2 separate regions of the Mus musculus genome follow, and region 2 is linked to region 1. Evidence: chromatin loops called from intact Hi-C (ENCODE). Cell type or tissue: left cerebral cortex. All regions are shown on one strand. Each heading gives the region's core, and the rest is flanking DNA. Links, peaks and the distances in the headings are about the cores only. Region 1 overlaps Kcnk9 (potassium channel, subfamily K, member 9). Region 2 overlaps Trappc9 (trafficking protein particle complex 9).

Region 1 (16,253 bases), core at 2,721-10,720:
CTACAGCTCCCACTTGCCATGTGAGCATAAGGAAGAACTCTGAACTCTACACTAGTGCTCTGTGGGGTGGTATTCCGTCTACAGTCTAGACAGTGGAAGATTCTACAGCTCCCATTTGCCATGTGAGCATAAGGAAGAACTCTGAACTCTACACTAGTGCTCTGTGGGGTGGTATTCTGTCTACAGTCTAGACAGTGGAAGATTCTACAGCTCCCACTTGCCATGTGAGCATAAGGAAGAACTCTGAACTCTACACTAGTGCTCTGTGGGGTGGTATTCCAGCTACAGTCTAGATAGTGGAAGATTCTACAGCTCCCACTTGCCATGTGAGCATAAGGAAGAACTCTGAACTCTAGACTAGTGCCCTGTGGGGTGGTATTCCAGCTACAGTCTAGACAGTGGAAGATTCTACAGCTCCCACTTGCCATGTGAGCATAAGGAAGAACTCTGAACTCTACACTAGTGCTCTGTGGGGTGGTATTCCAGCTACAGTCTAGATAGTGGAAGATTCTACAGCTCCCACTTGCCATGTGAGCATAAGGAAGAACTCTGAACTCTAGACTAGTGCCCTGTGGGGTGGTATTCCAGCTACAGTCTAGATAGTGGAAGATTCTACAGCTCCCACTTGCCATGTGAGCATAAGGAAGAACTCAGAACTCTAGACTAGTGCTCTGTGGGTGATATTCCGTCTACAGTCTAGACAGTGGAAGATTCTACAGCTCCCACTTGCCATGTGAGCATAAGGAAGAACTCTGAACTCTAGACTAGTGCTCTGTGGGGTGGTATTCCATCTACAGTCTAGACAGTGGAAGATTCTACAGCTCCCACTTGCCATGTGAGCATAAGGAAGAACTCTGATCTCTAGACTAGTGCTCTGTGGGCTGGTATTCCGTCTACAGTCTAGACAGTGGAAGATTCTACAGCTCCCACTTGCCATGTGAGCATAAGGAAGAACTCTGAACTCTACACTAGTGCTCTGTGGGTGGTATTCCGTCTACAGTCTAGACAGTGGAAGATTCTACAGCTCCCATTTGCCATGTGAGCATAAGGAAGAACTCTGATCTCTAGACTAGTGCTCTGTGGGGTGGTATTCTGTTTATAATATAAGAAGTGGAAGATTCTACAGCTCCCACTTGCCATGTGAGCATAAGGAAGAACTCTGATCTCTAGACTAGTGCTTTGTGGGGGTGGTATTCCATCTACAGTCTATACAGTAGAAGATGCTGCAGCCCCAACTTGCCATGTGAGCATAAGGAGGAATTCTGATCTCTAGTCTGGTACTTTTTTTTATGATCTAAGGAATATAAGATGTCAGTCCACATGACAAAAAGGGGAGGCCAAAGACCCTGTGGTGTGATGTGCTACTGAGTTAGTGCTCCTCAGGCATATTCATTGCACTTTTGACTTACAGTATCTTTAACTCACACTAGGTATATTTGGACGTCACCAACATCATCTGTTGGACATCTGTATTCCACAGAGAACAAAATCTTGGTGGTATGATAAGAGACAGAGGAGAGAGGGTGGGCATGGAGATAGGAACAGTGGATTTCAGATATCAGGTCAAGCAAGTCCATGTGCCAAGTCCTAAGCTGTGTGGGACACCTGGCTTGGCACAATATGGAACTTCTGGGACACTCTTTGTTGCTCCCAACTGTGTTATCATTTCATTCAATGTTTGATTATCCTGTCCCTGTTTGAATTGAGGCAAAAATACATAGTGTAGAACTATTGGAAAGCATGCAGTTCATATTTAGCTTTCAACATTGAGCAACAATCACCTCTATCTAGTTCTATGCATTTCAACACTTAAAGCAATGTATCATTGTCAGTCACCACATTCCATTGTCTCTTCCTCTACCCCTACAACCATGAATTCATCTTCTGTCTCTATGGAGCTTGGCATTATAAATGGTATCCTGTGATACTTGGCCTTTGGAATCTGGCTTCTTCACTAACAGGGTATTTTGGGGGCTCACACATGTAGTGAGCATTAGCTTTTCTTTCTAATTTACAGCAAGATGCTATTCTACTAAAAGATGCCACACTCTGTTTGTATGTTTCTGGTTTTGAGGAGGTTGGAGATTTCTAGCTCTGGGCAGGAATGTGTCTATGTTCATGTATGTATACTTATTACCAGGATTCCTGCTCTTTTGGTTATGTTCTTAGGGCTGGAGTAGTTGGGTTTCATGGCAATTCTGGGTTTGGGTTTTTCTTATCTGCTATAGTGGCAACCTTCATATTCTCTGGTAGCCTGCTCCAGAGGAGGAAATGGTGCAATGGGAACCTCAAGGCTGGAGTGCAGAGAAGACATAAAAATAGTGTAATGAGACTGTTGAAGAATTAATGTACTGGTGTGGTGAAACCATGGCCCTGAAAGAGAAAGAAAAGGAATCAGGCTTTCTGGTAATTGTTAGACCAAAGGAATAGCATGGCCACCCCAGAGAAGAAACAGGATCTAGGTTCCACTCCAGGGCAGCTGATTTGTGATGGCCTCATCCCATCCTGGACTGGACACACATGTATAACACACATACATCCCCATTCTGGGCCCTGGAGAATAAGGGGTGAGAAATCAAGTTTGTTTGTCACTAGACATTGTGCCAGTCATGGATAGAGTGACCAGAGGTCCAGAGTTGAGCTCTCTGTGGCTCCTGTCTAGCATGGAAAGCACCTGCTAGATTAATGTTCTATGCAGGACCTTGGAGAGGGAATAAAAAAAAATTATAGACTTTCAGGTCTCCTCAAAGGAATATGAGAAGGGCAATCTCAGTGGTGTGGCTGTTTGGTGAGTCTGGGACAAGGTTTAGGTAGCCATATCAGGACATTCTGTTTGGGATATATGCACATTTATGTTTGTGGCACCTTTTGAAACACCAACTCTTTTATTACTTCAAAAACTCACTAATTTATTTATTTAGTATCTAGTGATAGTATTCATTTTGGACCCAATTTCTTATCTGGTGCTAGGACAGACATGCTGGGTTTTGTTTGTTTGTTTGTTTGTTTTGGCTTTTTTTGTTTTTTTGAGGGGGGGCAGTTTGCCTTGGGTCTATCCTTTTATTTATTTAAATTTGCTCATGTCTTTGAATTTTAGGTGTTTATTTTATAGAGAGCAGCATTGGATTGTGGCATTTGGGTTGTAGCTTTTGTTTTGTTTTTGTCTATCTGCCAACCTCCAACTGCTGATTGGAGTGTGTAGTTAATTTACACTTAATGTACTTACTGATCTGGAAGGTGTTAAATCTGCCATTATGCTGCTTGTGTTCTGTGTTCCTTTGTTCCTTCATTTCTCCATAACTGGTTTCTTTTGTGATAAGTAGACCGGAAAGTGTGTCATTTCCATTCTCCTGTTGCTTCTTTTGTGTTTTGAATTAGCTCCTTAGTAACTGCTCTGGAAATAACAATGGGCCTCTTTAAAACCAGCTAGTTGGAGATGATAGTATCTTACAACTTCAGTGGTTTACAGAAGTTTTTTTTTCCCCTAACCGGTCCATTTCTTCTCTCATTATTGTTGTACAAGTGAAATATTTATGTACCTATCTCTCATTGCTTTATAATTAAGTTGCTGCCTTCAACACTGTTTTATAAGTTAAGTGGTTGTCTTTTATACAGAAGGAGAAAGGGTATGAATAAAACCATCTGATGCTTTTATATATTTACACATGTAATTACCTTTACTGCCACTCTTTCATTCTTTTCATGAATTTGTACTACTGACTGTAGTTCTTTCATTTCAATCAGAAAGACTTTTAAAAATAATCATTGAAGTGAAAAATCTGCTATCAAAGAATACTTTTGGTTTTAGTTTTGTTTTTTAATGTAGGAATGTCTTAGTGTCTGGTTTTATTTTTGTTTTTTGTTTTTTGTTAAAGGAGGATAGTTTAGTTGGATATAAAATTTTTGATTGACTGTCACTTTCATTTGGCTCCTTGACAATGTCATTTCACTGTCTGAGAACATTTTAATTTACCTGAATTTGCAAGATAGTTTAAATGGATATGAAATCCTTGGTTGACATTTTCTTTCAGCATGTTGATCATGTCATTCCATTGTCTTCTGGACTCTGCTTTGGAATAAGAGTCACTCATGGACCTTATTGAGGAGTCCTAACAATGAGTTGGTTTTCCCTTGTTCGTTTTAACATTGCATCATTGTCTTCTTGCACTTACAGTAATTTAAATCTAGGCACTCATCCTTCTTGTCATTATGTTAAGCTTTTTAGATGTTCAGATCAACATTTTCATTAAAGTTTGAAAGGTCTTGTTTATTATTTCTTTAGATAATCTTTCTGCCGTTTTTACTCTTCCTCCAACTCTCCCAAGAGCATGGAACATTGTGTGTCTCCAAGGTGTTTCTTCCATTTATTTCAGTTCCCCCCCCCCCCCAGGAACATTTTATATACTTACGGATTTGAATAGTTTTGTTTACATCTATCCACCCATGCCCCTAACACCCTGAGATGAGAACCCATGGTGGCCATCTTAGTTTCACTGAGTATAATTTATTGGAACAAGGCAAGGAAGTAGAAGTGATCACCTAATAACATTGGGCATGCCATTGGAGGACACATCTCACTGGTATTAGGACAGAGTTCAGCCCATTTGCTGGCACTTCCTTGATTTCTCTCCTTTGCTTTTGGAATAAAACTTCCGAGGCCAGGAACTGTGTGCTTTTGGCCAAAACACAAATGACTGTTAGCAACAGAAGCAAATTAGAATCCAACACATTCCACATTTAGTCTATTTAGGCGAAGAAATTGTGGCGCCTCTACTTGAAGCTGATGAATTAAAAATGATGCTTATGAAGAATGCTATTGGCAATAGACTAGTGTTAGCATTTTTAAATAATTGCTTATGTGAAGTTTTCTCTCAGTCATGGAAAAAGTATTTAGGAATAGGATTTGGGAAACATAAGGAAATGTTCCCAGGTCTGAGCAGAAAGATGGTACATAGACATTCATCAGTTTTGATCTCTCTTCTGTTTGCTCTTGTTTCTTTCTATTATGTGAATTTTTATTCCTATAGCCAGTAACTTTTAAAGTGGAAAAGTCTAAAAAGCAAAAAGGACACTACAAATAATTGGAAGTGTAAGAGATAATCAGGATTGGGTGGGTGGGGATAGTTTTATCTCCTTTCTTGCTTGGGTTTTGATGTCTCCACCCCTACATGGTTAGATGACTTACCTAGGTTATATAGCTGAGACATGGAAGAAGTCCATTAGGGCTACGATCATCCATCTCTAACTGCTATCATGCAGCAATTATGGTTATCATGCGTCCCCTGGCAATGCCTGCCTCTACCCTTTGCTTGTGGTGTCTCGCGATGCTGGTTGATGGGAATCAGCTGTGACAGATGCACAAGTGTCCACCCCAGCAACTGTCATCCTTGCTTTTTGGGGGAAGGATATCAAGGACAATGTTCCACTTGAGCATGGTTTTCTTTCTGTGAAGCTTCAACCAAGAAGCTCAAATAGGTAGATGCTTACCTCTGGGGACCTTTCTGCCCCACCCTGGGAATCTATCCAACTCCTTGCCTTACCACAGCCTACAAAGAGACACTGCATCATAAACCAGCATATAGCAAGGCTGTAAACTTAAGTCTTCATCCGGAGGCTGGAAATCCAGTGCTCTCGTGGCTCTTTGGAGAGAGACACACAAGCAAAACAGAGGTCAGTGCAAATAATACAGGCTAGCTTCTAGAATGGACTTTTGTAGAGAGATCATCAGAGATGATATTGTAAAGTGTGGAGGTTTCCCTGTGTCAAGGTCAGAGCTTTGCTTACCTCTGACCACCCACAAGTCTTGCTACACTATAACTGGCCTGAAGCCATCTGAGCCTAACACTATTAGCTGAGGGAGGGAATGTACCTCTTCCCACTGAACCATCCCAACCCAAGTCCTGGTGGCTTCCAACTATTACTGATTTTCTTATCCTATCACAGACTTCTCAAACATCAGCCAGCTTTCTACCCTTATTTTTTCTTATGAGTCTTTGATTTGTCTCTCCACATTTTTTTGCAGAGATTTTTGGATGGTGGAGAATACAGGAAAGCGTGGCAGAAGGGAAGGTTTTATGTGGGTGCAACAAGAAGACCAATAGGAGAACCTGGATTTCCTGACCCAGGGGGACAATGTGGATACCTCATTTGCACTGTGGGTGTGGCTGACAACGGGGGATAAATTAGGATCAAGGCCCAGATCAGCCTGACATGGGAGCTTAGGAAGCTATCATGCTAAGCCCAAGATCATGAACACTACCACATCCATGTAGAGGAGAATACTGGCTACCTGGAAAGGGCCCCCTGTTTCCCCCAGGAGATGAGTTATTGTGTGTAAAAAGGTTTTAGCTTAGTTCCTGGTACCTCATGCTATTAGTAAACACTGGTCATTACTAGTTTTATTTTTTATCTCTGCCAACATTCCATTGACTGATGATACCTTCTGAGAGAAAAAAAATCCACCAGGTAACATATGTTTTGCCAGTAAAAAAAAAGACACTTTAGTGACTTTTTCTCGTGATTCTTGGACTCATCCCAGGAGGGAACCTGGGCAGGTGTCAGGACCTATGCTTGCATTCATGCTCTGCAGTGACAGATCACCCGCCAGAGGGCACCCTTGCACCTCTGGTGGCAGGCTGAGAGAGACCACAGGCCAAGGCTTCCACCATTCTGCCACCCTGTGGACTCTTTGTGGACAGCATTTCCTCCGCTGCTTGTAGAAAGTAAGCTAGTGTGGAGGAGAGCCCCCATCCCCCTTCCTTAAAAGCAGGGTGAGAGGCTGTGAGTCCAATCCTGTATGGAGGAGGATAGGGAACGCCAGCTTTTCTTCAAAGCATGGAGATGCTGTGGACCCAAGTCTGAGATACTTGGGGGCTGAAATGTGTCCCACCCCAGGCATCTTCATGTTTGGCATGAACTCACATCACAGCCTGGGCATTGACAGGTGCCTCAGCAGCACAACATTGCCCTGTGAGACAGGGTTTTGTGGCCCCTTTACAGATGGGAGACATCTCAGCCCTTCCCTTTGCCCACTTTCGATGAGAAATTCATGCTTTGCACACTTCCGTGTTAAAAAGTGTATTTGGGGTCCCTTTGTTCCCTTAAGATACAAAGTTAAAAGAAGCCTGTTTCTCCACCCCCCGCCCCGGGAATCAGGAAAAACACACATGAAGGGATTTCCCTCTGCAGAACACAGAGGGCCCTGTGAATAAGCAATGGCTTAGCATAGAATGCCACAAACATTGATACCTTCTTCCAGAGGAAAGACTAAATGCAGGAAAGCATACTATAAAACGCTAGATAACATAAAGAGATTGCTTCACTTCATGTCCTTTTTACAGAAAAGGGAAGAAAGGTTTAGAGAATTAATTTAGGAAGTTACAGGAGGATAGATGGGAGGCTAGCTGCATCATGGGCTGAAGTAGGAACCATCTTGGAAGCACAAGGGGCCAAGGTTAGCTCCCTTCCCTAGCATATCTCTTCTCAAAGCCACCCTGAGTCATTCTTTATTGGGATTTGTGCCTGTTTTAATCCCTATTGTCAGAACCCCCTTTCTGCCATTTATAAATATTTTACTCCTCTCCAGCAGCAAATTCCCCCAACACAACCTTCTCTATGCACTGCACCCTTAGCTGGCACCAGTAAGCAGTCACAGTAAACATGGCAAGCATAAAAATGAGGCTGGAGAATGGAGGATACTTGTTCTCCCTAAGGGGTCAATCAGCTTCAAGACGAATTGGCCCGCTGTAGGGACCAATTTTGACCTCTGGGCAAGACTGCATTGTAGTGTGAACTCAAAGATGGCTTTCGAGAGCCTGGAGTGGTAGCACATGCTTGTTATCCAAGCACTTGGGAGGCTGAGACAGGAGGATTTCTGTAAATTCAAGGGAAGGTTATGTAGTGAGTTCCAGGGCATACTGTACTAGAGAGTGAGAGCTTGTCTGAATTTAAAAAAAAAAAAAAGCTTCTATTGGAGGATTTGGGGAGCACTCTTTGAACTATCCTTGAAGAACATGAGTGACAGATAAGGGGACCCAGCACTCAGCTTTTGAGTCATATGATGCTATGTTTATTTCCTACATTAAGTATATCCCAGGTAGAACTGTTAAGTGCTTATTGAGTCCACCATTATTATGTTACATCCCAGAGAGTCTCTGTCAACTGACACGTGGGATGATGATGTCTCTAGGTAGACTGTTGGGCAAATCTTCTGAGACCAGAGACCTAATAGAACCTACCCAACCCTGTTCTCCCTCCCACTCCTGTTTCTATTCTACCCACATTCCTCTGCTGTAGTTTGTCACCTTTCCAGAAGATGTGGCCTCATTCTCTCTAGTCCCCAACCCTTCCACCCCATCCATTGGTGTCTGCTCTGCAGGTGAGCTTCGTGCAGGGGGGAGAGGAAATAACATCTGTGCATTTTATATTTCTCAACACATGATTCATTTTTTTTCCCCTGAAGTCCTAAATTTTCATCTGCTGTCTTCTTTGGGGGAAGAGCTCCCTCCTCCAGTAGGTATGCTGTGCTGATCTGATGGTGTTGCACTCTCCAGCTTTGAAAAGCTGAACATGCAGATTGTTTCCTTAGGACAGGGGATTCTGGGGTAACGTTTTTTTTCCCCCTGACTCTTTATTGACATGGCTCCAATTGCTTCTCGGCCTTCATTGTTTATGGTTAGATATCAGTAGTCTAAGAGGTGTTGGCCTTGCAGAATCAGTTGTGTCATTTTTTTTTCCTGTCTGCCTTTCAGCAGGTCTCTCTTTAGCTTTCTTTTTAACATCACTGGTGTGTGGTTTTCTTTACATTTATCTTTCTTAAGTTTGCAGAGATAACCAACTCTGTCAATCTGCCTTTTACCAAGGGTGGCTGATTTGAAGCCACTATTTCTCTCATTTTCATTTTATCTTTCCCTCTAGAATATCTCCTTGTCCCTGGAGCTTTCTGTGGTGCTTATTTTCAATCCTTTCCTCTCTTCATTCTTCACACTGGGTTATTTGTATCAAAATATACATTGAGGTCCTTCTCTGCTTTTCTGCCTCCCTACTCTGGCCTGGTTCCAACTTTGCATCATGCCCTGTATCTACCTTTGTAATGGACGAGGGGTATCTGAAACAACAGAGTTCAGTAATGGATGGGGTGGAGGGGTTGGGGACTAGAGAGAATGAGGCCACATCTTCTGGAAAGGTGAAAAACTACAGCAGAGGAATGTGGGTAGAATAGAAACAGGAGTGGGAGGGAGAACAGGGTTGGGTAGGTTCTATTAGGTCTCTGGTCTCAGAAGATTTGCCCAACAGTCTACCTAGAGACATCATCATCCCACGTGTCAGTTGACAGAGACTCTCTGGGATGTAACATAATAATGGTGGTATGTGACCATGAGCATGCCACTTGGGGAAGCATACATGTCACCTTCCTTGATGGGGCAGGGTTTGAATTCTAGCCTCCAAATTCCCAGTCCAAACACTCTCCATGATATATTTTTCTTTTTTCTTTTTTTCTGGGCAATATTCATTTCAGAACTTGTACTAGAATGAAACTGGTACTGAGGTCTTTGAGGGCTGTGTGTTCTCTCTCTATCAAGGTTACCCTTGATACAAGGTTAAATCCTATTACCAGATCAACTTTCTACCTTAGAGACACTGCCTAGGTGTGGGGATACATCCCTGAACAAAGTGAACAACAGAAAAGTCCCTCCTGCTCTGCCATGACTTCTTTCAATTTTGACTCTTGCTTTTAGCCTCATTCTTGGTAGACAAAAATACCAGGCTCCGGCTCTGAAGATGTGATATTAGTTCACCTGCTAAATCACTTATTGGCTTTCTTGTTTGTGGGCTTGGAGTCATTACTCCATCTGCTTAGGGTCATTATACACTTTTAGACAGAGATGGCACATGAGGAGCCAGCCTCCTGCCAGCCCACAGCATCCATTCTTTCAGACTTCCCTCTTTATGTGGATCTGTGGTAGGGATAGTCCATTTTCTCTCTTGGGTTTTTGCACTTAGGAGTAAGGACGCTGTATTACTCTAAGAACATTGACGTGCCTCAGCCTATCAGATATCAAACTAGTAAGAGGGACTCTTCTCAAATGAGTCTTCTTTGCCTCTTAGGTGGCAGTTAAGGCTGAAAAGCACCCCAAAATGCTTCAGCCTATTTTTTGTACTTGAGGTTTGGAACCTTTTCAGATTTGGGGATTTTTGTATCTATATAATGAGATCTTTTAGGGAAGTGACTCCAGCGTCAAGGCATGCTCCATTTGCATGTCACACATATCTAATAAATAGCTTAAGGAGATTTTTAGATCAAACAAAGTTTCATTGCGTGGAAATTTCTTTTTGCGGCACCATGTTGATACCAATATCGTCTTGAGAGCGGACGTCTACAGTTCCAGCACTTGGAGGTGGAGGTAGGGGGACCAGGAGTCCCGGGCCAGCCTCATCTACATGAGCTTGAGGTTAACTTGAACTACACGAGAGACTCTGACACAAAACAAAACAAAACAAAACAAAACAAAACAAAACAAAATAAAACAAAACGTTGTGGGTTTTGTAGCACTTTTGAGTTTACATTTTGAGATTAGAGGTACTTAATCTGTACACCGAATCCCTTTATAGCGACATTTTCCTGAATCCCTCCTGCCCCGGCACTTATGTGACTCTTGAAATGGTCCTTTTTATTTTTTATTTTTTTCATCTTTTATGCTCTAATCTCCAGTCTGTTCGAAATGTCTGATGTTTCTGTATCTGAACCCCACAGAACCTTTCCTAACTATTGTTCCCATTCTTCTCCTCCTTTCCATAGGATATGGACATGCTGCACCTGGAACTGATGCTGGCAAGGCCTTCTGTATGTTCTACGCTGTGCTGGGTATCCCCCTGACGCTGGTTATGTTCCAGAGCCTGGGCGAGCGCATGAACACCTTCGTGCGCTACCTGCTGAAACGTATCAAGAAGTGCTGTGGCATGCGCAACACTGAAGTTTCTATGGAGAACATGGTGACCGTCGGCTTCTTTTCCTGCATGGGCACCCTGTGCCTTGGGGCGGCTGCCTTTTCCCAGTGTGAAGATTGGAGCTTCTTCCATGCCTACTACTACTGCTTCATAACATTGACTACTATAGGGTTCGGCGATTTTGTGGCCCTGCAGGCCAAGGGTGCGCTGCAGAGGAAGCCATTCTATGTGGCCTTCAGCTTCATGTATATCCTGGTGGGCCTGACCGTCATCGGTGCCTTCCTCAATCTTGTGGTCCTGCGATTCCTGACCATGAATACCGATGAGGAGCTACTGGAGGGAGAAGTTGCGGAGATTCTTGCTGGAAATCCAAGAAGAGTGTCTGTCCGTGCGCCTCAGAGACGCAAGAGGCACCACGCCATGTACTTCCTCAGGAAATACGGCAGAACCCTGTGCTATCTCTGCTTCCCTGGTACCAACTGGGGTAAAGATGATGACGATGATGATGATGATGATGTCGTCGATAATGTTGTTGTTACTGCTCCTATTTCTGCTCCTGCGCCTGCTCCTGCTCCTGCGCCTGCTCCTGCTGCTGTGGCTGCTGGTGCCACTATCAGGAGTGTCCGGGCTACCGTCCACACCGTTTCCTGCAGGGTTGAAGAGATCCCTCCAGACGTGCTGAGGAACACCTACTTCCGGTCCGTTTTCGGCGCCATTCCTCCTGGAATGCACACCTGCGGGGACCATAGGCTGCACCTCCGTCGCAAGTCCATCTAAGTGTGGGAGGGAAGTACATGGAAGAATCATTTGTCATGCAGATGTAAGTTTCATTGTCCCAACTCCTCTTTCCCTCCTTATTTATTATTATTCTCTTTTTTTGTGCTTACGGTCATCATCATTCCTTTCTCTCTTCCCTCCTTTCCTGGTTTCATTTCTTTCCGGCCTTTCCAGCCAGGCAGAGCTGTCCAAAGGGAAAATAGAGGCCCATCCTCTCTGAAGCTCGCACCTGAGCATGAAGCATGGATTCCTTCCTTTCTCCCCACCAGAGTTATGCCTTACATTTCTCCCCACCCTGCCTCCTCTCTCTGGGGTGGCTTTCCTAGGACAGGTGTGAGAACAGGAGCACCAAGACAGAGCTGGGAGGATGGCCAACTGAAGTCTTTGACTGACTACCCGTAGTGATGTCTCCGACCTAACTCCTCTCTTCTTCCCCCAAGGACTGGGTGGCTGTGTGTACGCGTGTGTAATATGAGCGTGTGCGCTTCTGTGTGCAGGTGTGTTGTGCGACAAGGTGGAAAGGATCAGGCATTCACTTCCCTTCTCACGCATACAATTTCATACGCAGTCTCCTAGAGGCTGCTTCCAAACTAGCTAAACCCTGCAAGGTTGGATTTATCAACCTTGCCAAATTGAGCACATCCCACAAAGCACTTTTAACCCAAGATGAATCAGATGGCCATAGCGTCTAAATCTCATTCACTTCTCTTCAGGGTGTAGGCAGGCAAGACTACAGGTTTACCCTGCCAGTTTAAATGAAATCTTTAAGAATCATGCACTTTGTGGAACTGGTATGCATCATTGACACAAGAAAGCAGAGATCACAGAGGAGTAGTCGTAAAGCCACTAGTGTCAACTTATGGAAGACCTATTGAATTTTCAGCATTTCTAGTTCCAGAAGTTTTCCCTGCAGCTGGAGATGTCAAGGTAAACAGGGAAATAGGTGGGACCCAAGAGTATCTATTTTATTATTTCCCTCTTCCTAAGAATGACTCTGACGGGGAGAGCTCTGTGAAGTCTCTACCTGCGTGGAGTAGAGTCCCAGTTTTGGAATGCTTGGATGAGAATGGGTATCAGAATGGTGATGTGGTTTTTCTTTTCCTAATAAGAAAGCGACAGGGCATTCCTTGTTTAAATATATATAGAGAGGTATATATTTCAGGAACGAGTGTCTCTAAATGCATTTGATCTGTACATAGGGAGAAGTTCATGTTGGTCTCAGGAACGTTTTAGAGGCTGTATCTTGGCCTGCTGGGAACTTGTCAAGCTCAGGGGATGCTTTGTCTAGGTAGTCGAGATATTCCTCCCCGCTCTCAATAAAGGATGACCCTGGAGGGGACAGCTTAGGCTAGAGAATATGGCACCTCGTATGCAGGCCCTCTCAATCGCAGGAGTCCGAGGGCAGCTTGGCCTCCATAGTCACTGAGGGACTCTAATTTCTCTCATCGCCATCCCTGCCATCTCTAAAAGTCACCCCATTCACTCATCCTCCCACTCCTTTTTCGCACACTGGAAGTTCCTGGCTTTTGGATGGAAATGGGCTTTGGCTACACTACGCACGCACAAGGAGCGCACTTACTGGTCTTCAAGATTTCTTAAAGGACACAGCATCCAAATGCCACCAGTCCCAAGCATGTGTGCCATTGGGCTGAAACCAGGAGCATCCAGGACTCCTCTGGAAAGTCAATGCATGCACTTAATGCTACACCCCTTGTTGAAATATTCCCTTCGTCTAGGACACGGGACCTTCAAAAGGAGTCTGTGAACCTTAGACTCTCTTGGCCAAAGTTGACATATTCCAACTTCGAGGTCTTTCTCAGTTCACTTGTTTGAGATGTTGTTGTGTGGAATGCCCTGCACAGGGCTCTCAAGTCTGTCCAGAGAATAGAAGCAATCACTATTCTTGAATGTTTTTTTTTTGCTCTGCAAAGAGATTGTTGGCTCTTTTGGGTCACAAACGTGACACTCCTGATGCCTATATGCAGAGTACTTTATGCCTCGGAGGAGGTTTCCTGGAACACATGTAGGAGTTCCCCTGAGACTGTTGTAAGATTTTCCTTCAAATGGTGGGTAGGTATGTGTGATCACCTCTGATCTGTACATGGTGTTGAGGCACTGAGAGAACCAAGGATCCACTCTCAGTTCCTACCCAGAAGGGTCCAGAAGGTGGACTTCCCAACACCAAGGTGTCCTGACTCAGTCCTACAGTGGAGGACAGATCCTGCTCGGTGTCTTCACAGGGCCAAGCATTAGGCTCAGGAGTCAAGTCAGAGGGACATAGGCTCAGCCTATCTTTAGAGCTAGCTTCCCATTCATGCATCTGTGTGAAGTGGTCACACAGTGACCATTGTGTGGGAAGGATCGAATGACAGGTACATCTTTTCTTCCCAGAGGAATATAGACAACACCTTCTATATTCTCACAGAAGTAACCCCCCCTCCTTCTGCAAGGTAAAGGGCTGTAGAGCGAATTCTCTTTCCTCCTTATGTGATAGCTACTGATAGAAGTAATGTAGCAACTTGTACTTGGTTATCATCCTTGTAGCCCTCCCACGTCTTTGGCTAATTATTGCCAGTTCAGCTTTGGAGGGAAGGGCACCAAATTGTCTCTTCCAAGCTCAACATAAGAGCACCAAGGGAAGGAATGAGTCTTGGCTTATGTCCCTATAAGTGGATCTTCTCCAATGGTTGATTTGTTCCTTAGCGTAGGACCTGGTGATATTGTTCTCTGGGCACATCCACTGATGTGCTCTCTTGGGGTGAGAGCAGGGAGGAGTCAAATTCTGAAGGACTCTCCATTTTACCATATGGGAGTAGGCCATTTCTATGAAGAGTCCACCAGTAGAGTTGAAGGGGCTCCAAGCAGGGGCAGCTCCACTGGCTCCTTCATTTTCAGAGGAGGAGACTGAGATTTAGGGAAGTCAACATATCTGAGGTCATGTGTAAAGAATATAGGTCTTCACACTTCCTTTTGCTGTTGTCCTAGCTGCTTTGTTGATGTTTTGCACAGCATTCCAAAGATTCCCTACTACTGGACTTTATTGTGTCTCTGGCCAAGACCCTTTTCCCTCTGTTGTGCACTTGGCAGCTTCTTTTAGCCAAGTGATTGTTGTACCCTTCCCTCCAGTTAACCAAACCCCTTCAACAGACCTCATGCCAGGTTGTTTGCAGAAGGGATTCTGTCCCAGGAACTGGAGGCTGGCTTGCTGTCCAGTTCCTGGAAGTTAATTTGCCTTGTATATATATATACTTAATAAGATATCTGACTCACTTGAACTCTTCACTAAGTGATCTCCATCTTTATTTCATCAAGGACAGTAAGAAGTAGGCAATGATATGGAGTAACCCAGAGCTCTGGGCTTGCTGATTTCTAGTGTTCATCCCATTTGGATCCTTAAAGGTACCCCATCCCAGGAAGAAGGTGCTGTCTCACCCACCTGCCTGTTAGACTTTGAACATCAAGAGAACTTCTCTCTCTGGGTTTTGAGATTCTCTATTAGCCCCCAAACTGGAACCAGATCTATTCTTCCTGGTTGCCCCATTCAGTCTTGAGGCCAAGGCAATAGCCTCTAAGACCTGAGCCCATGATGGGTGATTGACTGACAGAGGTGCTGGCTTCAGTATGGCCATAGTGAGATGGGCACACCTGTATGTTCTCTGTGTACCTGATGAAGGAGATATCTGGAGAGTAGATAAGCTAAGACAGGGAATTTTTATCAATTTCATTCAGATATGAAAACTGTACAGATCTTGAATTCCAGTGCCAATCTATGTCAGCTGGAATGTAGACGGATAAGGGCTCCTCAGAGATCTTTCTTGTCTGTGTGCTTTGAGAGAAAGAAAGTTCAGAAAATGATTACCCATCACGGAGGCTCTCAGCTTTACCTCAATATATTCTTTCTAAAATAATGAGCCCAATTCAGAGACTCATTGAGTGTCTACAGAGCTATGTGATCTGAGATGCCTGCTTGAATGTGTTCACTCTACCAGCTCCTAGCGTCAGCATCTGTGAGTTGTGACTTAGTTCTGAAAATGGTAGCTGCATTTCCTCCAGAGTCAAGGTCTTATCAGGACCAGAAGGCATCCTAGATGAGGAAGAGTGGTAGGGCAGGGACTGGTTCTTCTGCCTTGCCTTACTGGGCTCTTGGAAGTCATTTCACTTCTTGAGCCTCTGTAGTTTTTCTTTAATCTGATGGTCTAGTTATGGTGGGGATTTTGCACAAGATGAGGACCTTTGGTTTGGATGATCTGGTCACACATGAAGATTGATCCACCAAAAAAAAAAAACTTAGCTAAAATTGTGGCAGGAGATAGAGAGCTGGTGAAGAAACACAAGTGTTGACACAGAGCATTGGACCATGGAACCATCATGGGTTCCCTAAAGTGCTAGGCTTAGATTGACTTTCTGTGGTCCCATCTTGACCACATGTTGGTAGAGGTTGCTGCTTCAGGAAAATGAAAGTATATGATCATGATTTCCCTGACACCAACTTTGAAAAAAAAAAATGTCTGAAGGTGACAGAAAAGTTG
Region 2 (16,253 bases), core at 5,584-13,583, 530 kb before region 1:
TCCCTCACATTGCCAACAGTATCCAAGGTCGGGGCGGCAGGCCTACTTCTGTAGACTCATCGTTCGCTAAGTGCTGAAGTAATTGGTCCAACATCACACAGCTAGTGGGTGATGTAGCAGGATCGAGGCTCAGGTTGGTCAGACCTTCTCTCTACTGAGTCTGCTCTGTGATGCTTGAACTTAAAGCAGGCCAGTTTTGGAGTCTTAGAAAAAAAAAAATCTCCCCTTCTAAGTGCCCAAGCTCTGTCACAAGCTCCGAATTCCTTGGTAGTGAATTTCTTGGTGGTACCAACAACCCCCACCCCACCCCGCAGCCCCCCAAGTGACAGGTCACTCTGGCAAGGACATGACTTCAGATAACGAGCAGGAACAACCAAAGATGACCCTTTTGCACTCCCTTTCTTTGAGGTATACCCTGTGTGAGTGCCCGAGGAGGGAGAGGACAGTGCCGGATCCCCTGGAGCTGGAGTTAGTGACAGTCTATTGGGTGCTACCACGTGGGTGCTGGGAACTGAATGAGGGTTATCTGGCTGAGCCATCTCCAGGCCCCAGAGTGATTTTTCTTTTTTTATCCCCTTCAGGTAGTGAGGCTAGGCCCAAGGCAGTGTGGCTTGTTAGCAGGGCCATCCTGGGTGGCCAGGGAGTAAGCTAGCAAAAGCTGAAGTATCTCGTCTGCACCTTTGCGCAGTCATGCCTTAGTTCTCATAGCATTGAGTGTGGAGATGCTAAGTAGTCAGAGGTAGTCTCAGAGCCAGGGGGCACTGATGGAGTTGGGCCAGACTTGGCTTCACTTCCTGTCACCTGCCAGTCTCTTTGATTTAGTCAGGACTTTACCCCGTCCTCTAGGGCTCATTCTTGAAAAGAATTGCTTTTGACGAATACCCCTGCATCTCCTAAAAGGATCGCATCTTTGAAGCTGGTTAATAGTCAAAGGGTCAGTAGTGTTTTCAGAGGGTAAGCCTTGGTCCACAGCACGTCTTCACCAGTGTTTGAAGAGCCCCAGCCAGATAGCTGGCCAATGATAGGTCCCATCTCTTTCTATGGAATAGTCCTGGGGCTGAAGTTAAAAGGGGGGAAGTCACTGACTTATTTAAAAGCAGAGACATACTCTGTGATAATGTTGAAATTGGAGCTACCTGAGAAGAAGGCTCCTGCTAGAGCTGCGCCTGAGAAGGGAGCAGGAGTCGCAGCTACAGGCTACTTTATAAAAACCACACCGCAGCACAGCTTTGAGGCCAGGACCCCTGTAGCTCACATGACTGGCAATGACTGCTGCTGGCTTCCAACCTTAGAGCCTAACACCGGCTTCTCAGCATCTCTTAGTGGTAGAAACCTGCATCGTGCTCATCCCTGTGCCTGGGGGGAGGGGAGGGGCAGCAGTAACCAGGCGCCCTTGGATTTTATCTTCCAGACACTACAAGAAGCGGTGCCAAGGACGCATGCGGAAACACGTTGGGGACTTGTGCCTCCAGGCTGGGATGCTGCAGGACGCCCTGGTACACTACCACATGTCCGTGGAGCTCCTGCGCTCAGTGAATGACTTCCTGTGGTTAGGGGGTAAGACTGTCTGACCAGATGAGTGTGGACGTGTCCACTGGTATTTGACTATGAGGAAATGGCACAAAGAGAGGCAAGGGAGGGGAAGCGGGCAGTGCCTGCTAATTGCTCTGTGGGCTCATTTCCCGCATCTGCTGCTTACTCTGCGCCCTGCCTGCTCTGCATTCACTAAAGGAAGCGTGTGTGTTCTTCTGCCTGTGTTCTTGGCCTCTGCTTTGGCTGCCACCGTCCATGCCCTCGCCTCTTCACTCCAGCGCACATTCTTCTTGCACCCATTAGAGGTCATGAAGATGTAGCCCGTGAGACAATCGGATGTACATGTATGTGTGTATGGGGCTACCTTAAGAAGGAGATTGGTCCACACGTGTCTGCTGCTATTCCAGATGGCACAGACGAATGTACAGTACGGGGGAAGGTAGTTTGGTCCTCCTACCTTTAGAGTTATTACATTTTGTTTTGTTTTGTTTTTCTCTGTGTAGCCCTGGCTGTCCTGAAATTCACTTTGTAGACCAGGCTGGCCTCAGAGATCCATCTGCCTCTGCCTCCCATATGCTGGGATTAAAGGCATGCACCACCATCACCCTGCTTAGAGCTATTGGTTTTAAGTCCCTCCCCCCTCCCTTTCCTTTCTTCTTCCCTCCCCCTTGCCTTCACTCCTCTGTCTAGGATGGAGCCTTGCTTGCTAGCTGAACGCTCCATCACCACTGTGCACACCCCCAGCCCTACCGTTAAATGTTTCCAACCCAGCACACTTCCTGCTGCACAGCGCTGCAGCCCCACAGCCTGGCAAGCGCCTCTAGTGTAATGTGTGTAAAACTGCTGGTCCCTCAGGGCCGATGCAATGACTTAGTGGGTAAAGGTGCCCTGCTGCCAAGCCTGATGCCCTGAGTTCAGTTCTCAGCACCCACAGAGTGGAAGGAGAGACCTAAATCTCCTAAGCTGCCCTCTGACTTTGACCTGCACACGATGGCACATGCCCTCATCCCATCCCATTAAATAAGTAAATGTAACAAACCAAACAAAAGAACCCTAAAAAGGCTGATCCTATGAACAAATGAAGAAATGAGAAAATGAAATTCTCCCTGCATATTCAGGCCATCAGTGAAGCTCTGAGCCTTGCTAGCCTCTTGTGTTGCCTGCCTTGATGTGGCCTATGGAAGGTGGGTGGCATGTCTCTGTGTGCTACAAGCTCTCACTCTGGCCTGGAACTTACTATGTAACCCAGGCCGGCTTTGAACTTACAGAGGCCTACTTGCCTCTTCCTCTGCTTCCTCAGGGCTGGCATTAAAGGCATGTACCACCATGCCTAGCTAGTGATTTTTAACTGTAAACTTTGTTTTTGGGAAATTGGCATTTTCAGATAAGCTGACTGTTTAAGTCATCCTGTGCCCCTTCAGGGTGACTTTACTAATCATCTTTGCATCTCTTCACCACCCAGCTGCCCTGGAGGGGTTGTGCTCGGCTTCAGTCATTTATCATTATCCCGGAGGAACTGGTGGCAAGACTGGGGCTCGGAGACTCCAAGGCAGCTCACTTCCCTCAGAAGCAGCCAACAGACACCGGCCAGGTGAGCCTGCCTCTCTCCAGCCTGCACCCACCGCAGTCTCTAAGGAGAGGAGCTGTGCTGTCTTTCCCTTTTCACTAGGCCCGATGAGTGTTTCTAGGTAGGAGGATTCTGTGCATTCGCGAAGGAGACATTGTCTTCTGGCTTATCGGCCTGACTGCTACAGTGAAGGTTTACATGCAGTGTCTATCACTGAATTCTAGGCCTGTGTTGAAATCCCCTGGCAGAATGGACTTGGGTACCCATGTAATGGGTAACATTGGTCCCTGGTGTCAGTTTTAACTGCAGATGCAGGGACCAGGGATACTTCCTGTTTCATTTAAAAATTCCTAGCTATTTTATCTTTTTTTTTTCCCCCAGTTATTGCTTCCAGTGAAGAGCGAAAGACTTTTCTAGATGCGGAGATCCACAAGTGCTCAGTGAGCTTTTGATCTTAGTGTGTTACTAGTCACATTGTGGAGGCCGGGCAATGATGAGCAATGCCTAACTCAAAGCCAAAGACACTTGTGGGTCTGTGAGACCTTTAGAAAACCTCAGTGAAGAGAAAGCCACATTTTCTTCTCAGTGGGGACAGCACAACGTCATTGCCAGACACTCTTTCTTGACAGAGAAGGGTATTTAGTATTCATTCCATTTATTTATTTAACTTGTTGTTAGTGTTATATTATGTTTTGAGACAGGTTTTCTCTGTATAGTCACGGTTGTCCTGGGACTCAAGCTGTAGACCAGGCTGGCCTTGAACTCAAAGATACACCTGCCTCTGCCTCCTGAGTTCTAGGATCAAAGGCGTGCACCACTATGCCTGACCCAAAGGAGACCATTTATTCTGAACCGAATATGAGTGATTATAGGCCAGGAACATAGATTCGGTTTGTCCCAGGTGACATTCTTCTACTATGGACATGGTTATATGAGCTCTTTATAGTCACAGAACCAAAGACAGCCATAAATGAGTGAACTCATCAAAAACATTGGCGGGGACATCAGTTTGGGGGTTACAGCAAAGCAGGGGAGTCTCTGCAGTAGGTCTCAGTTGCTATCTGATGACATTCATAGCTTTAGGGTTGGTGGAAGGTAGGGTTCTGCTAAATTAGTCCATTAGAAGATAGTCACAAGAACGTTGGCTCAGGGGTGGCAAGGAATGGCTGTTAAGGTGCTAAAGGCAGCCCAAGATAGTTCTGGTTCTTGATCTGTCACAGTCAAACTCTACAGTCATAGAAGTAGTCATTCAGTCAGTCTGTGGACTCTGACGTGGAGGTGTGGCTTTCTCAGGGAGCTTCAGTCCCCAGGAGCGGATGTGTTAGAAGGGGAATCAGATTGATTCTGTCATCACCTACTGTAGAGCATGCAGAAGCTGCTAAGTGTCCTGGGTTCTGCGGGGCATGCTCAGATGACGGCACGTGATTCTCCAGGGCCCTTTATGCTAGTCTTCCAGAAGCCCCTGATGGCACCTCCATCATCAGAGTGGAAAGGGAGTAGGGCTGGGAAGGAGATGCTGAGAGTAGGGAGGAATCTGCTCTGGCCTCCTGGGTTCTGAGCTCCCCCCGATGCTGGGTTGCATGTTGTGGGTATAGCTGTGGGTCCTGCTGAGACACCACAGCCTCTGGAGTCTCACTCCTCGTCAGCTCCCAGGTTGTCAGTGTGCCGCCCCCTCCCCCTGCTGTGACTGTGAAGCCCCCTGAAGCTTTTAGGGTAACATTGTCATGTTTCCTTTCATCTTGTTTCCTTGCTGTGAACAGAGGAAGCTTAAGGAACAGAAGAACTGGTCCATGTCTCAGGAGAAGTGTCTTCATTTAGCTCCGCTTTGTGTGAAAATGTTGGAACTTTTCATTGTTGAGGACAGCCTGTACTCAGGTGACAGCCGAAAGGCCAGGAGGTCAAAGAGACTGACTACCGTAGAAGCGGAGTGGCCTTCTGCTCATTGCAGGCTGAATCCGGGGGACAGATGCACCATCCTCCTTCAGATTCTAATCTCTAGAGCAGCTAGTGTGTAGTGTCAGCCCTGCCTTGCGGCAGACAAGCCAAGCATTTAGCACCCTCCCTTACCTTTCAGCTCTCCTTTTTAGCCACAGAAGAGCAGAATCCCGGATGCATGTAGCATTTTGTTACATGTGATTGGGACCAAGTCATTTAATCTCAAGGGGCTGAGTCAGGAGGATTCCCATGAGTCCGAGGCCTGCTTGAGCTACATAGTGAGTTCTAAGCCAGCCTGGGCTATACAGCAAGAAAGTATTTCAAAAGACACTGAAGGGCTAGGAGTATGGCCCAGTGGGTAAAAGCATTGGCCACTCAGTCTGATGGCCTGACTTTGATCCATGTGGTGGGAGAGGAGAGAACTGACTGTCACAAGTTGTCCTCTGACCATAACTACCACACACACACACACACACACACACACACACTCACACACTCGCACATGCGAAAAGGGTCTGGGAAGATGGCTTAGTGGGTAAGAACATGTGTTTTCTTTTTCTCTCTTTCTTTTTTTTTTTTTTAAAGATTTATTTATTGTTATATGTAAGTACACTGTAGTTGTCTTCAGACACACCAGAAGAGGGCATCAGATCTCATTACGGATGGTTGTGAGCCACCATGTGGTTGTGGGATTTGAACTCAGGACCTTTGGAAGAGCAGTCAGTGCTTTTAACCGCTGAGCCAACTCTTCAGCCCCGAACATGTGTTTTCTAAACACGAGAAACACAGCACTGGGTGGCAGAGACAAGTTCTCTTATTTATTTTCCCTACTTGCTGCGACAATATACTCTTGACAAAAGCAGTGTAGGGAGAAGCTCTATTTAACTCCTAATTGCAGGTGGCAGTCCATATGGGGATGGAGTCACAGTCATGTGATGCTCATAATCAGGAAGCAGAGAGAAAGGACTGCCAGCGGTCAGTTCACTTTCCCTGTTTGTATAGCCCAAGGCCCGCCTCAGTTAACATAATGAAGACAGCGTGCCCAGGTGTGCCCGGCCAGCAGCCTGTCTCCTGGGAGGTTCTAGGTTCTAGCTTGTCTGCAGCACCACCACACAGATCCCTGGAACTCCCTGCAAGCCAGCCTAAGGGACCTTAGGTGAGGGACCCTGTCTGAAGGGGCTAGGGTGGAGCATGGTAGGGGAAGGCTGAGGCAGCTGTCAGTATCACTGGTTTTATGATGATTGGCAAGTAGTAACAGGAATATTCGTTACTTGTATTTTTTTAAAGAACTATTTATGTATATGAGTACACTGTAGCTGTCTTCAGACACACCAGAAGAGGGCATCGGATCCCTATTACAGATGGTTGTGAGCCACCATGTGGTTGCTGGGAATTGAACTCAGGACCTCTGGAAGAACAGTCAGTGCTTTTAACCACTGAGCCATCTCTCCAACCTCAAGGATACTTCTACTTTTTTTTTTTTAAGATTTATTTTCACTGTGTGTGTGTGTGTATATGTGTGTGTGTGCATCTGTCTGTCTGTCATGAGTGCCTGCAGGGGTCAGAAGACAATCTTGCATCACTGGGAGCTAGAGTTGCAGGCAGTTGTGAGCTGTATCACGTGGTGGCTGGGAACTGAATTGTGCTCTCCGTAAGCGTGTAGGAGTTTCTCACCACAAGCTGCTTCTCCAGGCCCCAGGAATTCAGCTGAACACTTTCAGACCTCACAGACCCTGGCTGAATAGTTTCAAGTGCATTTCCTCGGAAAAGGGGGCATTTCTTTCCCTTTTAAAAAAATTTAAGGGCTGGTGAGATGGCTCAGTGGGTAAGAGCACCCAATAGCTCTTCCGAAGGTCTGGAGTTCAAATCCCAGCAACCACATGGTGGCTCACAACCATCCATAATGAAATCTGACTCCCTCTTCTGGAGTGTCTGAAGACAGCGACAGTGTACTTACATATAATAAATAAATAAAAATAAAATCTTAAGAAAAAAAATTTTTAAAGATTAAAAAATTTTTGTAGTTTTTTTTTTTCCCCTTCATTCTTTCTTTTAGTCTTTCAATCCTAGCTTCATGCTGCTCACAAGTTGGGGCACTGATCTTTATTCTGAAGATTTGGATGTGGACCTGTAGGTCTATAACTAAAGGACAAAATATAGTTTCTTTAAAAAATTAGGGCTGGAAAGCCAGATATGATGCTGGGCTCCCATACTCAGAGCGAGGCTTAGGAATGGAAGGCCAGGCTTAGCTACATAGTATATTTGAGGCTAGCCTGGACTACATGAGATCCTGTCTTGAAAAAACAAAACAAAACAAAACAAAACAACCAAGATGGAGAAGGTAGCCCACTTGTAGAGTTCCTGCCTAGCACCGTGGGAGGACCTGGGTCCCTTATATAGGACCCCCACCCCAAAATGTATAGAATATTCTATAGTCAACTGGAAGAAAGTGCTTACCATTGACTTGTAAAGGTTTCTTAGTAGTGGTGGCCTCTACTTTTTCTTCTCTCTGAACTTGGTAATATTACTTACCATTAAATTGATCAAAACAGGCCTGAGGTGTGGCTTGCTGGTAGAACACCTGGTTCTCATCTCTGTCACTGGCATTCGATGGTGGGGACTGACATGACGCATGGTCCAGAGCCAGGCTGTGGTGGTGCACGCCTGCAATCCCAGCACTTGGGAGGCAGAGGCAGGTGGGTCTCTGAATTTGAGGCCAGCCTGGTCTACAGAGGGAGTTCCAGGTCAGCCAGAGATAAACTGAGAAACCTTGTCTGGAAAAAGAGAAAAAGGAAAAGGAAAGAGGGGCTGGTAAGATGGCTCAGCAGTTAAGAGCACTGACTGCTCTTCCAAAGGTCCCTAGTTCAAATCCCAGCAACCACATGGTGGCTCACAACCATTCATAACGAGATCTGACACCCTCTTCTGGTGTGTCTGAAGACAACTACAGTGTACTTACATATAATAAATAAATAAACCTTAAAAAAAAAAGGAAAGAAAAAGGAAAGAAAAGAAAAAGTCCAAATATCTACCAGCGCTCCTCAGCCTCAGGCAGGGCTTTACAACTCCCCAGTGGGAACATTTGAGGGTTGGAGCGAGTACTCTTTTTTTTTTTTTTTAAAGGGACAGAGACTTGTCACCCAGCGATTGAATCCCTGCTGAGTTAAGGTGGCAACTGAGTTGGCCTCTTACAGAGCCCCTGCCTGTCACCGTGAACTCTTTTTTCAGCGGCCTGAGTTTAAGGAGTGTCTGGGAAAACAGGACAGACTGAAGTCATGGTTATTTTACAGATCTGTTTGTTTATGTGACAGGGTGCTACTGTGTAGTCCTGGCTGACCTGGAGCTTGAGATAGAGACTAGGCTGGCCTTGAATTTTTAACAATCCCATCTTCCTGCCTTTGTCTCTAAGTGCTGGGTTTATGTATGGGTGTGTACCACCGTGCCCGGCTATTTTTTTAAAAAAAAAAGGTTTATTTATTTATGTCGTGAACCTCCGTGTGGCTACTGGGAATTGAGTTCAGGACCTCTGGAAGAACAGCCAGTGTTCCTAATTGCTGAACCATCTCTTTAGCCCCTAAATTTTTATTTGTGAGTATGTATGTATCCACTCACATGTTTGAGGGTATCTTTGGAGGTTAGAAGAGAGCATTAGGGTAGTTGTAAGGCGGTGGAATTAAACTCTAATCCTCTGTGAGAGCAGTAACCACTTTTAACCGCTCAGCCATCTTTCCTGCCCCCTCAGTTGCCTTTAGGGAAAAATACAGAGACTGGGAGAAAGTTTGGCAGCTGACTGTAAGAAGAACCAGTTCTGAGACCCCTTCCTGTTCGTAGATTGTCCTCCGGGAGCCTGTCTCTTTGGTTGACATCCGGGTGTCAGACTTTAGCTGTTGAACAGTGCCATCTTTCTATGAAGCTGCCCAGTGCCTGTGCTAGCTGAACTTTGCCTGTGGTCTGCAGATTCTGGATCCTTGCAGGACGTTCCATAGGTGGCGCTGTTGCACTTACTTATTATTTTTAAAGCTTTTTTTTTTTTTTTTTTTTTTTTTCCGGCTTCTACAAGAGGACCCAAAACCAGGCTCCTTGAATACGATTTCTTCATTTGATCCCCAGTACATACCCGGAAAAAGCCTTCTGGATATATGTGTTTTTCTCTGGTCAGCTCAGAGCGAGGGTTGCAGATTTGCTATCAGAGCAGCAGTGAAACTGGACTTTCTCTTGAGTATTAGGTAATGGTTAGCCATGATGTCACAGCTCTGCAGCGCCTTGCAGATGAGAAGAAGGCTGCCTGCCAGGTCTTAAATCTCCACTCCTGTGCTTATTAGCAAGCACCATCTAGGGTCTGGAGGAGATCCTGGCTTCCGGATCAGCTGAGGTGGTTGCGTGAAGGTGTGAAGATTCATCTATATGCATTTGGTGTGTTACTGACCTTTACGTGATACTGTGTGTTTCAAGTCAGCTCTGGCCACCCATCCTCAATAAGGCAGTCGAACCAAATTAAAGGTGGGAAGCAGGAAAAAGAAGATTTATTCCACGTGACCACATTGGGAAGAGGGATGAGAGTCTTGTTGTGTAGCCCAGGCTGGCCTCGAACTTGGTCCTGTCTTCTCTTCCACCCCTATTACTGAGATTGCAGGCATGCACCTCACGCTGGGTGTTGGATCCATCATTCTATGTTTGATTTCTAAGGAGTCAGAATAGGGAGAAATAGCTTTGTGAAGAAAGATCCACTTAAGAAGTAAGAGAAGGGGCTGGAAAAATGGCTCAGTGGTTAAGAGCACTGACTGCTCTTCCAGAGGTTCTGAGTTCAATTCCCAGCAACCACATGGTGGCTCACGACCATCTGTAATGGGATCTGATACCCTCTTCTGGTGTATCTGAAGACAGCTATAGTATACTCATATACATAAATAAGTATTTAAAAATGTTTAAAAAAAAAGAAGTAAGAGATGAGTGAGGCCTGGTGTGCAGATTTGTAATCTTGGGGTTTATAATCTTAGTTATGGAGGAGGCTAAGGTAGGAGGCTGGCAAGTTCAAACTTCAAGGGCTGCCTGGTAACTGAGCAAGACAAAACTTGGTCTTAAAAATAAAATTAAAGGATGGAGACCTTCACTTGCTCTCTCAGGTCCGTCTTACTTTCTTCTGGGTGTCTTTTTTTTTTTCTTTTTTCTTTTTGGTTTTTAGACAGGGTTTCTCCGTGCAGTCCTGGCTGTCCTGGAACTCACTCTGTAGACCAGGCTGGTCTTGAACTCAGAAATCCACCTGCTTCTGCCTCCCAAGTGCTGGGATTACAGGAGTGCGCCACCACTGCCTGGCACTTTCTGGGTGTCTTTTTCTTTACCCTTGTACTTAAAATGTCTTCTAGCTTGATATGATGGCGTATGCTTTTAATCCCAGCACCTGAAAGGCAGCAGTAGGGGGATTTCTGTGACCTCTGATCTCTCTTTCTGTGTGTGTGTGTGTGTGTGTGTGTGTGTGTGTGTGTGTGTATGTATGTATGTGTGTATACTGTGTGCATGCAAGTGCTCTCAGAGGCCAGAAGATCCCCTAGAGCTGGAGTTACAGGCAGGTGTAAGCTGCATAGAGTGGGTGCCAGGACCTGAATCTTGGTCTTCTGCAAGAGCAATACTCCTAACTGCTGAGCCGTTTTTCTAGCTTCCACTGTCCACTTTGAGACAGGGTCACGGCTTATCCATTTTGGTCTCAAACTTACTATGTAGCCAAGGATGTCCTTGATCTCCTGATCGTCTCTTCTGAGTGCTGGAATTTCTGACATACGTCACCATGCCCAGTTTATGTAGTGCTAGGAATTGACCCCAGGGCCTTATGCATACTAGGGAAATACTCTACCAACTGTGCTACAGCTTCAGTATAAACCACCTCTAAACATCACTTCCTTAGCTTTGATAAGTGCCCTGTAATTCATAAGTCAGTCTCTCTCTCTGTGTCTCTTTCTGCCTCTGTCTCTCTCTCTCTCACACACACATACACAGAGAGAGAGAGAGACAGACAGACAGACAGACAGACACACAGAGAGAGACAAAGGCATACACAGAGAGAGACAGAGAAAGAAAGAGACAGAGAGATCTGGGAGTATTAATGTATTACTATATTTCCTTCTGAAACCTTTGATACCTCAGTCAGAGCACTCACATATTCTCTTGTTATTGGTTTATTGGTGAAACGAGGGTTTCTGAAACTTGTTGATGGAGAGTGAGGAGCCTGAGCTTAGAAAGTAGGAAGGGAAGAGATAAGGGGGCATTTTCCTCTTCGTTCAATGCAGGGTTAACAGTAGGATCTTCTGTTCTCCTCCTGGAACCAGAAAAGCATGGTGCCTGCCACACACACGCTCTTCCCCTCAGTAGCTGCAAGTGTCCCAGGCTCACCAGGGTGGATGCAAACTGTAAAATGTGTTCTGCTAGTTGTCTTTAAAAGTGGTTTTATTTTCCAAATAAAAGACCGTAATCTGTTCTTTCTTCCAGGGGCGCAAGAAGTTCTCATTGACCCAGGTACATGATCTCTGTGCTTAGTTTCTTTTGGTTATTATTATTTTTATTTTTTAAGTGCTTGTTTTCATGGTGTTGTGAATGAATGGTTCTGGTTTCTGGATTTGTGGTCTTTGGAACAGTCTGATTTAAGTGACTTTAAATCAGAACTGTGGCAAACCTGATTATTGTTTGGTCCGTGTTTGATGGGGCACCCTACTGCTTCCTGTTGTCTGGTGAAGAGGAGCAATTTCCCCCTAGCATGGTGAACTGAATGATTGGAGAATCGTGCCTTGAATCCTCTGAATGCACGGGGCATGCCTATGCTGTTGATTTGAATCCCCCCATGGTAATGACTTTGCTCTGAGTCTATGGCCTGTGTTCCTTTCCACAGTGATTTGAATATCCTATTGCATTTTTTATAGACTATTATTATTAGTGAGACAGGTCTTGCTATGTAGCTCAGGCTGGTCTTGAATTAGTGGCAATCCTCCTGCCTCACCCTTCTAATATGTGAGCCACCAAGCTTGTGTGTTCTTAAGAAATCTTGCATTCCCCCCCCCCCTTTTTCACAGTGTTGGGTCTTTCTTTCCCCATCTTAATTTTCTGCCATGAATCCATCAGAAACTTGCTTTGTTACTGTGCTTAACTATTTCATGATGAGCTTGGTTACTTTTGGCTTAACTAGAAACAATGACCGAGTAGGTAACAATGCAGCAGCAGACACCATCCTTCGAAGAAGACCATCCAGGCAGTCATGTTCCCTTGGGCTTCGCACCCAAGCTGGCTGCTTTCATCTGGCATGGTCTAAATTCGAAGTGGCAGCACCTCCAGCCTGCTTGTCTGATTCAAGGCCTGTCTCTACACTGCTGGCCACATTTCTCAGGACGGTGTGTGGAAAGAGTGAAGGACCCAGATGTTTATCATGTTTTGTTTGCTTTCTGAAGAAAAATCAACACAAGGGCAGGGTTTCCTGGGACAGGTGTCGGGGACTTTCTGTACTTGTGAAAGTTGACAAGGCAGGAACGGTGGCACACACTTGTAATCTCATTAGCACTCAGGAGGCTGAGGAAGGAGCCGGCTTCAGCTATGTATCAACACCCTGTCTTAAAAACATACCTGCTCTACAAACAAACAAACAAACAAACAAGCGAGCAACTTGGGGATGGGCCAGACGGCTCAGTGGTAGTGTGTGCTTCCTATTCTTGCAGAGGAACTGAATTTGGTTCCCAGCAACCATGTTTGTTAACTCACAGGCTCCTGTGACTCCAGCTCAGGGGAATCTGAAACGTACTTCTAGACAGAGTCGGTGCCTGCCCGCACACATGCACACGCCCACACAACCAACACACACATATGCATGGAACTGAGGCAAAACAAACATGTCAACCAAGAATGAAATAAACGTTGAATGCCTTGGTACTGCTGAGCCCAGACTGTTTGTGGAGCCTTGGATGAAACACTGAATTTCGTTGTGTCTCCCATACTTGTGGGAGAAGAAGATGGAGACAATCAGACTGACTTCTAAAAGCCAAACTTCTGTTGAGGTAGGGAGGGATGTGTTTGTTGTTTGTAAAAATGTCGAGAGTAAGGTTTTGCAGCTGAGTCTGCAGAGCCTGGAACAGGTGATGGCTGGGTTCTGAACATGAGACTCATCCTATTTCATGTAGCACCACATCAGAGCCTGTGGTTGGGAAAGCTGCCAACAGAGGATGGAGCTGCCACTCAGCGGTGGTGTTGGAGGGCATCTTTGCAGCCATCCTAAGTGAGACCAGTATGAGCTGGACTCGCCAAGGGACACAGGCAGGTAGCTGAGGCTCTTCTAATCCCAGGTTCCAGCCCAAAGCCTGCAGCTTCATGTCTTTAGTAGGAGTCTTTAGCCAGGACAGAGCCTGGCCATCTTTTACTTTGGCCCTCTTCTGCAGTTCAGATCCTGGCAGCTCATGGGGTAGTGCTCTGGGAAGGAGGGATCAGTGCCAGTGCCCCGAGACACTCTCAGAGGAGAAACCATTGTCCTGCCCTACCAAGAAGCCACTTTCCTAGACTATCACAGAGTATATAGCCACTTGCACTTGCATTTGATCATCTGGTGGAGAGAGATTTTGACTTCCCCCAGAGGAAGCTAGCTGGGCATCTCTTTGTGCTTCTTCTGGCTCTGGGTGTTTGCCTCTGCCTCATTGCTAATTAAGAACAGAGGGCCACCTCTCTCCCCAATGGCAGACAGACTTCTTTTAAATGCAACGATTCCTTTCTCAGACCCCCTTTCTTGCTCTGAACCTTGTATGTGCATCTGAGTACCCCCTTCAAGTGAAAGCCTTTGGCTAATTCTTCTCTCTTGCTTTCCCCCTTGGCTGCTCAGGTTGGTGCCCTCTTCTAGTGAAAAGACTTGCAATTTGAGCTCAGGTGAGAGAGAGAACACCATTTAATTTTTAAAAGCAGCTTCAACACAAGTCTACAGCCGAGCACAGCAGGCCATTGTAGGACTTTGCTCTCCCCAACAAGAAGGTCCTGCATCCTCTGAGGTCACAGTGGCCAGTCCCTCCTGTCCTCCATTTCCCCAGGTTCTCCCACAGTAGTAGTTTACTTTCTCACTCCAGGCTGGCCTACTGTGTTCCATCTTGCATTTTGTGAACTGTGCTCTTTTGGGAATTTTTTTTCTTTTTTGGTTTTTCGAGACAGGGTTTCTCTGTGTAGCCCTGGCTGTCCTGGAACTCACTCTGTAGACCAGGCTGGCCTCGAACTCAGAAATCCGCCTGCCTCTGCCTCTGCCTCTTAAGTGCTGGATTAAAGGCGTGTGCCACCACTGCCCGGCTCTTTTGGGACTTCTTTAACTTAGTGTTTTAAAGGTCCATTTTTGTAGCTCACCTCAGGACTTCACATCACTGCAGTGTGTTATGCAGGCCAGTCAACACGCCACATTTTGTCTCTCTAGTCTGTCAGCTCACGCACCCTTGCATGAATCTAGTCTCTGTCTCTTAGGAACACCGTTGCTACGAGCACTGTGGGGATTTTTGTCTGTATCCGTTTTAAATTCTCTTATGTGTTCGTAAATCTGGAGAGTGGAATGGCCGGGTCAGACAGTCATCCAATGTCTACCTTCTTGAGAAACTACCAGATATTTCTCCAAAGCAGCCACACCTTGGCATAGTCCCAGTGCCCATGCACGTGAGTTTGTCCCTCTGTGTTTGCCACAGCTGGTGTTACCTTTCTGACTCCTGATGGGTACGCCATGGTGCCTCACTGCTGTTGGGACTCAGGGTTGTGGAGTTTCTCTTACAGTTAATGAGCAACTTTTCAAAGTATGCCGGACACTAGCGTACTTGCTCTGGGAAAGGGCTGCCCTCTTCTGTCAATTATTGAGCTACAACAGTTCTTTTTATGTTCTAGGGACACGTCGCTTGTCAGAGCCATGGCTAGCAAAGTCTCGGATGTGCACAGTGCTATTTTGCCTTGCGGCAGTCGAGTGAGAACAAGGTGTTCCCAGGGCTGGTCTCGGTACAGCCTTGACAGGGCTGTCGGCTATTAACCACACAGGGGGCAGATCATGCGACAGAGCCTGTGATCTGCTAAGACAGCAGCTTGGAGGATGGCAGAAACTTCCCAAAGCCCACACCGAGCCTTTTTACCAGTTGGAGAAGAGGAGATTCATTCATTAGGTCTGACAAGAGGCAAGAACTATTGATCTCTCGGCTCAATTAAGATATTCTTTCCTGGGTCGAAGTATGTTGCATCCTGTAGTAAACCAGGCATGTCTATGGGGCCAGGGCTGGGGATTTTAGTCTTTTCCCCAGAGCATTCTGTGGTTCTCAGATGGTCTGCCTTTAGGATTCTATTTGAAAGGCATCCCTGGGTCTAGTGAAGTTTGACCAAGTTCATCCTGGCTTACATATGGAACTCCAAACTGCGGAAAAGAGTTTTACATAGTCCCATTGAGCTTGTTGAGCCTGGCATTTCTAGGGCTCCCTTCTCCATAGGGTTGGTGGGGTTGGCGCTCAGATATGGCTTTGGTTAGGATGCTGTAGAGACTTCCCAAGGAGCATGATGCGCCTGTGACGAGTGTCTTCAGTCTAGGAGAGCTTCGCTACATGCTTATGAAGATTTTTTAAACTAGGCATTTATTTACCTCTTTATGATTATTTCAAGAGTTATGTATGTATTTTAAAACATGTCTTATTGTCAGAAACCATGTCCGTTGTAGAGCTTTAAAGGGTAACAGAAAGCAAATTAGACAGATTTAAACATAGCTACCCACGTGCATTTTACTTTGTGTTTATTTTGGGTCCCTTAAATTTACATATGAATTTTAGGGATAGTCAATTTCTGAAAAGAATCTGCTGGGATTTTGATAGCGACTACTTTGAGTTTGTAGACCAACATGGGGTACATACCATATTGTCACCTAAAGAATATTACATCTTCCGGGGCTCAGTAGTTAAGAGTGCATACTGCTCTTGTGGAGGTCCTGTCCTTGGTTGCCATACCTATGTCAGGTGACTTATAATTGCATGTAACTTCAGCTCCAGGAAATCCTTTGCCCTCTATTGTGCTCCATAGGCACACATTCAATGTATATACCTATAAACAGATACACATAATATAGTACCTATTTATAAATATATGCCTTCATATACATCGATACCTGAATATATATATATATATATATATATATATACACACACATATGTATACACATATATATACACACATATGTACACACACACATATATACATATGT

The links. Hi-C counts contacts between places; a loop is a spot of excess contacts. Peaks named below come from ENCODE experiments on the same cell type or tissue, not always from the same donor. Only the 100,000 strongest peaks of a DNase experiment are listed, where the experiment ranks them.
Region 2: it touches region 1 in a loop (5-fold over the local background); 4 of 42 quality-filtered maps call a loop at or near these places.

The regions. Positions count from the first base shown.
Region 1 is chr15:72,507,590-72,523,842 of GRCm38, reverse strand. It overlaps Kcnk9 (potassium channel, subfamily K, member 9), which reads left to right. Exons shown (of 2, transcript NM_001033876.2): 2 at 10,799-16,253. The coding sequence ends at 11,724. Among named protein-coding and RNA genes, the nearest start is that of Gm24390, 25 kb to the right of the region's middle. In left cerebral cortex, for the core only: a CTCF peak has its summit at 6,628; a DNase peak (open chromatin) is centred at 6,640.
Region 2 is chr15:73,037,466-73,053,718 of GRCm38, reverse strand. Trappc9 (trafficking protein particle complex 9) reads left to right here. Exons shown (of 22, transcript NM_180662.2): 3 at 1,412-1,557; 4 at 2,996-3,124. Among named protein-coding and RNA genes, the nearest start is that of Trappc9, 16 kb to the left of the region's middle. In left cerebral cortex, for the core only: a CTCF peak has its summit at 9,012; a DNase peak (open chromatin) is centred at 9,025; H3K4me3 peaks cover 283 bases; H3K27ac peaks cover 190 bases.